2 separate regions of the Mus musculus genome follow, and region 2 is linked to region 1. A link is a loop called in an ENCODE intact Hi-C map of the cell type or tissue named here. Cell type or tissue: heart. All regions are shown on one strand. Each heading gives the region's core, and the rest is flanking DNA. Links, peaks and the distances in the headings are about the cores only.

Evidence for each region. Peaks named below come from ENCODE experiments on the same cell type or tissue, not always from the same donor. Only the 100,000 strongest peaks of a DNase experiment are listed, where the experiment ranks them.
Region 2: a loop joins it to region 1, with 5 times the contacts of the local background. A loop is called at or near these places in 2 of 42 quality-filtered maps.

Annotation. Positions count from the first base shown.
Region 1 is chr1:78,655,437-78,660,809 of GRCm38, reverse strand. It overlaps Acsl3 (acyl-CoA synthetase long-chain family member 3), which reads right to left and starts at 2,985. Exons shown (of 15, transcript NM_001033606.2): 1 at 2,707-2,985. It overlaps Utp14b (UTP14B small subunit processome component), which reads right to left and starts at 2,985. Exons shown (of 3, transcript NM_001001981.3): 1 at 2,707-2,985. In heart, for the core only: no CTCF peak of the experiment used is centred there; DNase peaks (open chromatin) are centred at 3,009 and 4,099; H3K4me3 peaks cover 2,818 bases; H3K27ac peaks cover 3,142 bases.
Region 2 is chr1:79,759,427-79,764,799 of GRCm38, reverse strand. It overlaps Wdfy1 (WD repeat and FYVE domain containing 1), which reads left to right and starts at 3,031. Exons shown (of 12, transcript NM_001111279.1): 1 at 3,031-3,236. The coding sequence starts at 3,100. In heart, for the core only: no CTCF peak of the experiment used is centred there; DNase peaks (open chromatin) are centred at 3,069 and 3,889; H3K4me3 peaks cover 2,085 bases; H3K27ac peaks cover 2,314 bases.

The DNA.
Region 1 (5,373 bases), core at 217-5,216:
AAAGAGAAGCCCAAGGCCATGGACCACTTCTAAACCTAGAAACATGTTCTCCCACATCCAATATCTACTTCTTTCACAATGAGCCTCAGTTCGGAGAATGAAAGTGCATACAAGCCCTCCAGTTGCCTGGATCTGAAACAGAACCTTCACCTCTCAGCTCATACTACCTATCACCATGCCATAACAGCTTTCTGCCTAACATCTCCACTTTCGTGAATTTCTGCTCATCATACTAACCTCTTCAAAGGCTCAGCTAGTATAACATATGACAGTGCTATGAAAAAAATCAGTATTGATATGAAATTTTCAGAGCAGGGACTTTTAAGCACATCTTTGCACTTATTCTAAACAGTATACACAAAGGACAATACTTGCATACAGCTGGTATCCAATAAAAGTATTACAATTAGTTATATTACCTTTTGAAGTGTTTGAATAGATATCTATATCCCAATTCATGCATGGTTTTCTTGCTTCCTAAGAACTGAAAGATGTTTATTTAGTTTTTGGTTTTTTTGAGGCAGGGTCTAATTACGTCCTGGAATTACATAAAACAGGCTGGCCTCAAACCTACCTGCCTCTGCCTCCTAGGTGCTGGGATAAAAGGTGAGCCACCAAACCCAGCTTAGAGCTGAAATTTTTATGTTAAGTTACTGAGTAAAATATAAGCTACAATGAATACTTTAAAAAATTATGATGCTTACTGTAAATCAGAAAAGCCTATCACTGAGGGGTAAGTGGGGTGAGGTGGGTGTTGTGAGGTGGGGACGTCTAAATCACACCTTCAAATCCACATCCATATAAAAGATTGCTGCTTCTGAGCTTTAAGCACTCTAAAGGCGGGCCTGGGAATACTCCCTACCTATCTCATTCAGATACTCCACAATTTGAACTGAGATAACAATCTGGTGGGAAATATATTAAAATAAAAAAATATATTATTATAGTTGCTCAAAAAGCTCTGAAGCGCTTGTCCTATGTACATTTAATTTCAGCCTCAGAGCACAAATTGGACATCTAGGAAAAAAATCTCACATAATCCGTTCTTAAAAAGCAGCTCCCTGGATTTCCATGTAAATCATAATGCTTGTTAGAATCTTCAATCATCCAATACTTCACCTTTATTGCATGTAACATAGGTTGCAATCACCCATTTATCTACAAAATCCTTGGCATGTAGTCTAATCCCAGCCTGAGGGCACAGGGACAGATCAACCTATCCCTGTTATATCTCCCAGCACCTGCTAAGATGCCTGACATGACTCAATGAGAAGGCTCTCCGTGAACAATTAACTGAATCAGGAAGGCGCTAGTGTTATTCCCACACACAGTGTCCTTCAGTGTGTCCTTCTTTCTTTGCTTTCTCCAAGGAGGACATCTTGGGACTCACAGGGTACCAGTCACTCGGCCCAAATGTCCTACAAATCCAGTAACTGGACTCCAAAGATACCAGGTGACCCTCTCCTGTGGCCACACTGGAGTCAAGGCACTTTATGACAGAAGAATCAGAGCCTAAGTTAGAAAATACAATCAGCCTTCAACTCTACATGTGAGGGGTGCTCAGGGAGACACCAGAAAACGCACTCTCAAGTCCCAACACTTCCCTCTCTGTAATAAGCTTTGCATGCACTTCTAGGGGCAACTCAGCAGCACCCTTCAACAACACTCAGAGCCAAAGTGCGCATACAAAACAGCCTAAAACAAACAGGAAAAACAAAAACACCAAACTACAGCTCTGCAGAACCCCTAAGACCCAAAAGAACCTAGAAACCCAAAGCCACGGAAACCATTCAAACACCAACAGAGGGCTGTTGCTACTAAAGCCATCAGAGATTTGTTCTAGATTCAGACAGGCCCTCCTGGGGCTCAAGCTTCTCCTAGTAGCTCAGATCTGGGCTAAGTTAACGTGTCCACAGTGCAGGCTCTCTCGCTGTAAAACTGAGAATGTGCGACCGTCCCGGTGGACTAACAATGTAAACATAGCCATGCACAAAGTTCTTGGTGTGTGGCCTTTAAAAAAAGCTCAGTAAATGCCAGCTCTGTCATTCTAGGCAGTTATCAATCCCCCCTCTCTAGTTTCCACTGGATTCCCAAAAACTGTCCTGCCCTTTCTAAGTTGAGGGGCTCTATGTACAAGTGATCGGAATACCTGTTCTAGAACCAGAACGGACCATACAGTTGGATCTTCATCTGTGAAATCCCATCACGGGGATCACAAGTGACCCCCGGGGCTGCCTATGTATGCATCTCATGACTGACTCGTCCGAGACTAAAACGCACTTAGGAGGAGACACCAGAGGTTCCCCACGCCATTCCCACCGCCCGCACCCGCATTTCCTGTCCCACACCCGCAGTTTTCAGGGACCCTCTGGGCGCTGGTACCTCCCACGGACGCCGCGCGGCCGCGTGGAGCGGGACGACCCCACCCACGTGCCCGCGCCCGCGGAGGAGGCCGCGGTGCATCCTTCCTCCCGCGCCCGCAGCTCCACGCCGGCGGTTTCCCCGAATCCGCGAGGACGCCCTACTCGCCACTCACCCTCCACCAACCCCCGTTTCCCCGACCCTCGCCACGGCCCAGCACCCCGCGGCCCAGGAGTCCCCTCAGGCACCGGCGAGCGGCATGCACGCTCGCCGAGTGGGAGGAGGGAGGCCTGGCCGCCATCCCGCGACCCTCATCGCCTCACAACGGGCGCTGCGCGCACTCACCGCGGGCTCCGACCCACGCAGGCCTGGCTGCTCCTCAGAGCGGCTCCTGCCCAGCGCCACCTCCTCAGGACCCTGACGCAGCTGCTGGGGCCGCCCTGCGAGACGGGGACGACCGCCTGCTGCCGGCTCAGCCTCCCGCTCTGCCGCCGCCTCCTCGTCCGAGCCCGCGACCGCGGCCACAACCGCAGCGACGTTTCCCGGGCGCCGGCTGAGCAGCGTCTGTTGAGCCGCAGTCCTGGACGCGCACCCCGGGCTGGCGCTCGTTGCATATGCAAAGAGACCGCCGCCCATTGGCCCGCGGGCGGTGGCGCGTGCGGGGCTCGGCCTATCAAATGCCGGCCTGGGGAGCGCGGTGCTGGCGGCAGGGGCGGGGCGAGGTTACTATGGGTCATTCTGCGGAGCCGCCGACGGCTGGACCCGACTGGGGCCCTCGCAGGGCGGGGATTGAGCCCTTGGGGAGGGGAGCGGCGGGACGGACCCGCAGCTACAGCAGCTGCAGAGGGGAGCTGGGCAGGGGGCGCAGGGCGGGAAGACCTGAGGCGTCCAGGGTGCCCCCGCTGAGAACTGCAAAACCCGCCTTCACTGCTGCGATGCATAAATCTCAATATAAACGAAGAAATAACCTGCTTGTTTTTTTTTTTCCCCATTCTTCTCAGGACTGGGTTCGTTATCCTAGTTTGAACACGGATTTCTAGCAAATCTTGCAAAGAGAAAAAAAAAAAAATGACGTTTGAAAATGCTTGTGAAGGGGAAAGCTCAAAGCATGCCCTGTATTATTTCTCTTGCATGGGCTTCGTTTAATGCAGCGTGTATCCCGTTTACTCGTAAATCTTCGCATACCCACATTTCATGTTTGCAAAGGATGAAACTTTACTCAAAAATAATCTTTTATCAGCCGGGCGTGGTGGCGCACACCTCTAATCCCAGCACTCAGGAGGCAGAGGCAGGCGGATTTCTGAGTTCGAGGCCAGCCTGGTCTACAAAGTGAGTTCCAGGACAGCCAGGGATATACAGAGAAACCCTGTCTCGGAAAAAAAAAAAAAAAAAAAGCTTTATGAATCTTTATGACTGTGTGTGTTGTTTAGTTTGCCATTGTATAGATCCTCTTGGACACTACATCAGGATATAGGCATTTATTTTACAACTGCCTCCCCCCACTCAAAACATTCACCCAGCAAAACACAAATGACTAAATCAGCCACTGGAGTGTAATATTAGAAAGAGACTGTTCGTAGCAGAGTTGTTTTTTCTTAACCTAACCTATTATTTAGTTGGTCTGTGAACTTTTCTTTAAGTAGGTGAAAGGTCGAGTTGCTGTGCTAGCCTCAAGCTAAGGCAGAAAGAGGCTCACTTCCCAGGACAATCTTAAAAACTCCGAGGAGGCTGCCAGGACTTGAGCTAGGTGGAGCCATGATACACTCTACAAAGCCAGCTCACTCACTCACCTTGGGCCCCTAGCCAGTCTAATTGCCTGAAAGAACAGATAGTGTTTGACTCAAGCAGCCTGCTCCTACTAGGAATTTCACATTTCCCAAGGAAACCCTGCCAATAAAAGGAATGCAGAATTTCCAGTCTACAGAGGGATGAAGATGTGTACCTCAGAAGTGGTCATTCAGAACTGCAAACCTTGAGAAAAACTAAGCAACTTCAAGACAGCAAAACTAATAGTGAACCTTCCTCCCCAGTTAACAAACATAAAACACATGTGTAGAATTCCAGGGACATCTTTCTTCGTTATCTCTTTATAGGCTAAACAATATTTTATGGGCATGTATTTACATTTAACAGAAAATACTCTTGAGATTCAAATACTGAATTGGAATATTGTCTGCTGTTTAATACTAGTTAAACAGAAATTATTGTGCTTCTGTTCACTAGGCTTCTTTGTATGGTTGTTTAGTTCTTTGTGGGAGAGTGGGAGCCAAGATCTCATGTAGCTCAGACAGGCCTGGATTTTACTATGTAGATCAGGGTGGCCTAGAATTCACAGTGATTCTAGGATTACAGGTGTGATACACCTCTTTAGGCTTTGTTTACACCTGGAAACTCGTGCTTACACTAAGCCCACAGGCTAACCTTAAACTCCAGACAATCTTCCAACCTCACCTAGGTTTATTTATTGTCGTTGTTGTTTTGAAACAACAGGGTGTGATGACTCACAACTTTAATCTTAGTACTTGGAAGGCAGAGGCAGATAGATCTCTAAATTTGAGGCATGCCTAGCCTATTTAGTAAGGTCTAGGCCTGCCAGAAGCAGAAGATGGTGTTTTGTTGAGAGAGAGAGAGAGAGAGAGAGAGAGAGAGAGAGAGAGAGAGAGACTGGCAAGGTGACTCAGAGGATTATAGGTGCTTAGTGCGAAGCTTGATGACCTGAGTTCACCATGGGATACAAGTACACATGCACAAAATAAATATAATAAAAAGAAAAAGCAAAAACACATCTGGGCACAGTGATCCCAGCACTAGAGATGTTGCGGCTGGAGGGCTGCTGCTGTGACACTGGCCCTAGCTTGGGTTACGCAGTGAGTTGCAGGCCAGCTTAAACTCCAGAGTGAAACTCTGTCTCAGAATAACCAACCAAGACAAGGAAAGGAAAGGAAAGGAAAGGAAAGGAAAGGAAAGGAAAGGAAAGGAAAGGAAAGGAAAGGAAAGGCAAGGCAAGGCAAG
Region 2 (5,373 bases), core at 55-5,054, 1.1 Mb before region 1:
CAGGAGGACTGTGAGTTCAAAACCATCTTGGCTATATAGCAAGATTTTATCAAACCCAAAATCTTTACAAGTTCTCTGGGCTGAGCATTATCTATTCTGTCTGTCTTATCTTTCTCACTCACACCCTGCCCTACCGTAGCATAACAGGTTGCTGTCTTCTTACCACAGATCTCTGCTCACCTCTGGGCAAAAACATATTCTATTTCCTTGTCTAGGAGAGCATTCTGCCCACTTTCCATAGGGCTTACTGTTAGGGTCCAAGAATTGCTGAAGGAAGACACCAGACTCAGATAGTATGCATAGGCAAAGAGTGTTTATTCTACATGCAAGGGTCAACCGTTCATCAAAATGGCAACCACTAGAGGGGCTTGTAAGCCCCTTTTTATGTAAGGCTAGGGGAAATTTCCAGAAGGATTAAGTAACCTCTAATATTATCAGTAGTGGCAAAGCAGTGACATTGGTACAATTCTGATTGGTTGCTAAGTTTGTTTCATTATAATTGGTGAGACCATGAAGAATTTTGGAAGCCAGCTCAGTTCCGGCCTTGTTATCTCCTCCAGCTAAGTGTCCTAGGAGGTGACTCAGATCCAGACTTATCCTCTGTAGGTCGGAGTCATCACTGACTAAAGATCCATTGTCAGTGGCTCCCTCTGAAGAGAACAGTATGTTACTGGGGGAATTGAAAATTTTTATTTCCAAGAGTATCAAGGTCCTTGACCTTTTCACATTACTTCTAACTGACTTAAACATCTTTGCAAGGAGGCCTGGTCACCTGCCTCAGATTGTATTCGCTCCAAGCAGAGACTGAGCTAGAAGTTGCCACCCAGGATATTAGAGCCTAATACCTGTGTAGGGAAGGGTGCTAGCAAGATTAGGCAGGAATAATTGTTAGTAGTAGAGGGCTGGTCAAGCCCCACTCAGGCCAAGCTCTGGAGACAGTGTTGAGTAGCAATGTGTCCTGAGGGTCAGTCGGATCTTTGTGTTTCTGTCTTGATTAGTTGTAAAATACAAGATGTCCTACAAAAGACATGGCTGGCACCTGGGGCCTATCAGCAGCTGAAGCAGAACCGGAAGCACCCAAAGGCTAGAGACTGTGGTCATATTTCTTCACTGAAGGTGGCTCTCTCTGGTCATCTATGCGTTCTCCACACCAGTAGCTCGAATTCTAACTCTGTCTGAGCTACCTCTCGTTCCTCTGTTTTCTTCACTACACCCGAAATTATCTAGTGTAGGATATGATCTAATTTATTTCACTTATTATTTGTTTTCTTCAGTGGAATGTCAGCCCTTTCTCTGTCCTGTCTGATTCTGTTATTACTGTAGCTAGAATTCTGTGTTCTGTGACACATGAACAAATGTCTAAGTACCCCAGATAGGGAATCAACAACACTCTAGAGATGCCACTAAAATCCAGTTTGGTGAACCAGTGAGTTTTATCAGGGTTACTTACAAGAGCATATAGGTAAGGGGTTATTTTCAGGAGCAGAAACGACCCAGAAGACAGTTATATCACCCCAGAGTTCACTTGAGCACAGGTGACAGCTCATGAAAGCTGGAAATCCGGAGCACAATGCACAGCCTGCAAACAGCTTCACAGGTTGGAGAGTGTCATCCTTAGGCAGTTGCCATGTGCTCTTCTAGGACACACAGCCAGCCTCTGCTTCTTCTAGGCACGGCCTTGCCTGATCTCGATTTCTTCCAGGCAGCCAAATAAGTCTGGGCTCCTCCCACGCAGCTGGAAGCTCAGCTTATCTGTCAGTCTCTCAGTCATTTTTATACTTCTACATGCTTAGGGAGGGGCCTAGACTATCCGGTCAGTTTCAGGAACTTCCTCAAGCTATTTTGAGTTGTTCACTTTCGGAGCACCAGAAGCTTCCCCGAGGCAGCAAAGTTTCACCTTCTCTTCGAACACCCTGTGAGCACCCTCTGTCTTACTGAGCTTCCCTCTCAGATGAACTCTTTTAACCTCAGAGAAAACTGCTACCCAACACTCAGAACCTTGTACTTTCTAAGTAAGAATTTTCCCGCTGGATTAGTTACCTTTTTCACTGCTGTGAAGCAAACTACCAGACTAAAGGCAACTGAAGGAAGGAAGGAAGGAAGGGGTTATTTTAGTTCAGGGTTTGTGGGTCAAGAACCCGTGGTTTGTGTGTACTGCAGTTTGGGTAATAGTAGTAACAGCGTGTGTGGGATGAAGGGCTGAAAAGGGAGCTGTGTGAAATTCTGACTGGGTTTCTCGATTATGGCCCTTAAAACATACTATCAGTGTCGTCCAGCCAAAACCCATCAGGAATTCACCTGCAGTTGGACAAGTGAGGTTGGCTGTGTGTTAGCAGAGGGTGCCTCGTGGAGAGGGAGCCATTTGGCATCTGGGTAACACAGCAACTGAAGGATAAGGGTTGGTGCTGGGTGATTTGGAGAAGGTTTAAGGAAAAAGAGCTTTTCTTCGGACAGGAAGTTGGCAGGAAATGGTGGTGTTGAGGGGCGGGCTGAGGTAAATAAAAAATTGTATATTCTAACTGGAGGAGAAAGCTGTAACTGGGGGTGGGGGTGGGGAGATAGTCACAATCTCCTGAACAGAAAAGTGTCCCATTGTGGTAGTTTGCACAATGTTAACAATCATAGAGTAGAATTATGCACAGGCTATGAGCGTTTGGATGATGGTACCAGTCGCAGCTCCCAGGGGGAGCTGCTTGTGAGTTTTTTTTTTTTTTCCACCTTTTAACAAGCCTGAAATTGGGGTGTGTCTTTCAAACAATGGCTTCTTAGGGTGGATGCGGTGCGATACTGTTTGAGGGGCAGGTGCTTGTGTTCTGCTACTGCTCAGCTCAATCCGTTTCCGGGAGAATTATTTGGCTTTTTAACCTTCACCAAGATCCTGTTTTTTGTTGTTGTTTTTGTTTTTGTTTTTTTAGGGTTCCTTCCGGGGTCACAGAATTATAACTGTGCGGCTTCACCAAGTACTACGGGAATCTGCGGCAGTGCTCGCGAGCTTACGGCGGCGTGGAGCACACGCGGCTGGGTTGCCCTAAGCAACCGGCGCGTCCCCGCCCGGCGGTCAGCTGATGGGCCGCCCGCGGGGGAGGCCGCGGCTCGAACATGGCGGCGGAGATCCACTCCAGGCCTCAGAGCAGCCGCCCGGTGCTGCTGAGCAAGATAGAGGGCCACCAGGACGCCGTCACCGCCGCGCTGCTCATCCCCAAGGAGGACGGCGTGATCACCGCTAGCGAGGACAGGTAGAGTCTGGGAGCACGCGGGGGCCGGGGCGTGAGGTGGTGACGACCACGAGGCGTGGGGATCGTGGGGTCCGCGATTCTGCCTCCCTTCTTGTTGTCACCCCGGACGGAGCGGCCACCCTCTCTCCCACGTCCCCGTAGTCCACCGAGATCCTGGTGCCGTCAGGCGGATCTGTCTTACTCCCCTAGTCTGGGACCTATCCCCCTCCGCGCGCCTTTAGTCTTGGGAACCCCAACAGCCCCAGACCGTCCCACTGCGCCCTTTCAGTCCGGAATCAGGTTCTCCAGCGCCCCCTTTATCACGGGACCCCGACCCAGACCCACAGACTCTTCTGTCCCTGGACCCCGTCCTATAGCACCATAAACCACTGACCAACCCTCCAGATCCCCTCCAGTCTCGGGACCCTGTTCCACAATTCATCTCCAGTCTGGGACCCTGATCCACAGGGCTCATCCCACTCAGGACCCACCCATTCTGGGACCCTGGACCTCACACGACCTCTCTAGTCCAAAGTCTTTCTTCAAAGGTCTTTAGTTCCGGACCTTCGCCACACCCTTCTAACCTGGGACCTAGTCCCTCCATCTCCCCATCCTGACAGAACCCCTGTTCCCACCGCTGGCTTGCAGTCCAGGGTTCCCAGTGCACACCCCTGCGAGTCGGTACTCCAGTCCTAGCTTCTAGCTAGCCTCTTGCCCCCGTTGCCGTCCTGTCCCGTGGTGCTGCTCCAACCTTTGCCTCCTGTGTCTTCCTGGCTGGGGCTTACCTGGTGCTCCAGAGTTCCTGTGTTCTCCTGGGACCGTTCCAAGTCCCAGAGGACTAGTAGCTAATTACCTTGGGACCTGGTGCGGCTGTTTATTCCTTACATGGAACCCCACGGGCATTCACCTCTTCCTTCTAATTTGTTTGGGGGCTGAGGTTAGGTTGTATACTTTCCTGTGCTTCTCCTGGCTTCAGGGTCAGTTGTTTGTTTGTTTGTTTGAACCATAGCTGCTAGAACTATCTGAACTCTTACTGACCAAAGAGTTTTCGATTTTTGTACAAAAAGTGATTAGTTAGTTCTTTAAAAGTCCAGATGCACTTATTTTAAAAGGAAAATTTATTTACAAATAAGTAATTTTATTTACAAGTAATTTAGCCCCACAAGTAGGAAACAGAAGGTCATTTACCACAAGACTAAAACAAGCCGTTATCAATGTTCCTATGTAGTTCTGCCGGTGGTCACTTGCCACACTTCAGAAAAGATTCATTTGGTCCAGTGACTTCATTTTACTCAAGAGGGAACCGGAACCACGAAGTGTTACTAGTTTCTCTGCGTCGTCCAGGAGTACTGAGGAAACATGGAACCCAGGACTTGTCATTTGCCCTCTGACTCTCAAGGCAGTATAAAGTGATTGGAGAAATAGCCCATGTTTTAAAATTGTAGCAAGTTTGAAACCTTAAAGGGTTAAAAAGGAGGTTGAGGGAAACAGTTTACTTGTCTTAAGAAGTGATAGGCCCAAACTGGAAGGGCTTTGGCCAGCACATCTACCTTTCTCTCTAAGCTGGAGGCAGAGGCCAGCCTTTTGTGTGGGTGAAAAGGAGGGCTGCCCTGTATGGGAAAGGGAAACTTGAAGCCCCCAGCTCCGGGCTGGGCCTTTGTGTTTGGCTTTTGAAGGAGCTTAGTTGGGGCCTTGTTTTCAGGTAGTGAGCTTGTTTTGTTCCTCCGGTTTACCTGTAACTGAGCTGGAGGTGGTGTGGGACTGCTAGTATCCTTGTCTGGCTGTGTGAAACAGAAGTGGTCAGGGGAGAGTGGGAACCTGAGACTGGAGAGAAGGGAATGTAAGCCAGGCAAATAGCAGAATAGTGGTATTTGTGTGATGCAAACAGAATTTAGACAACAGCTTATTAGAGTCAGCCAGCTTTATTTGGTAAAATATTTGATTTGTGACTCATGCACGTTGGGTACATTGCCGAATATCTGAGATTTCCTGGGTAGGAACAGTGCTAATAAAGATTTTATGGAAAATGATTACTAAGCTGCTTCTTGACACAGATGTTCAGGGGAGTCTTGGACCAGCCCAGTTTTTACTCCTGCTCAACTATCCTGCAGGATCCCGTCAGATGATAGGGCCACCAAGGAGTTGCTACTGAAGGCTT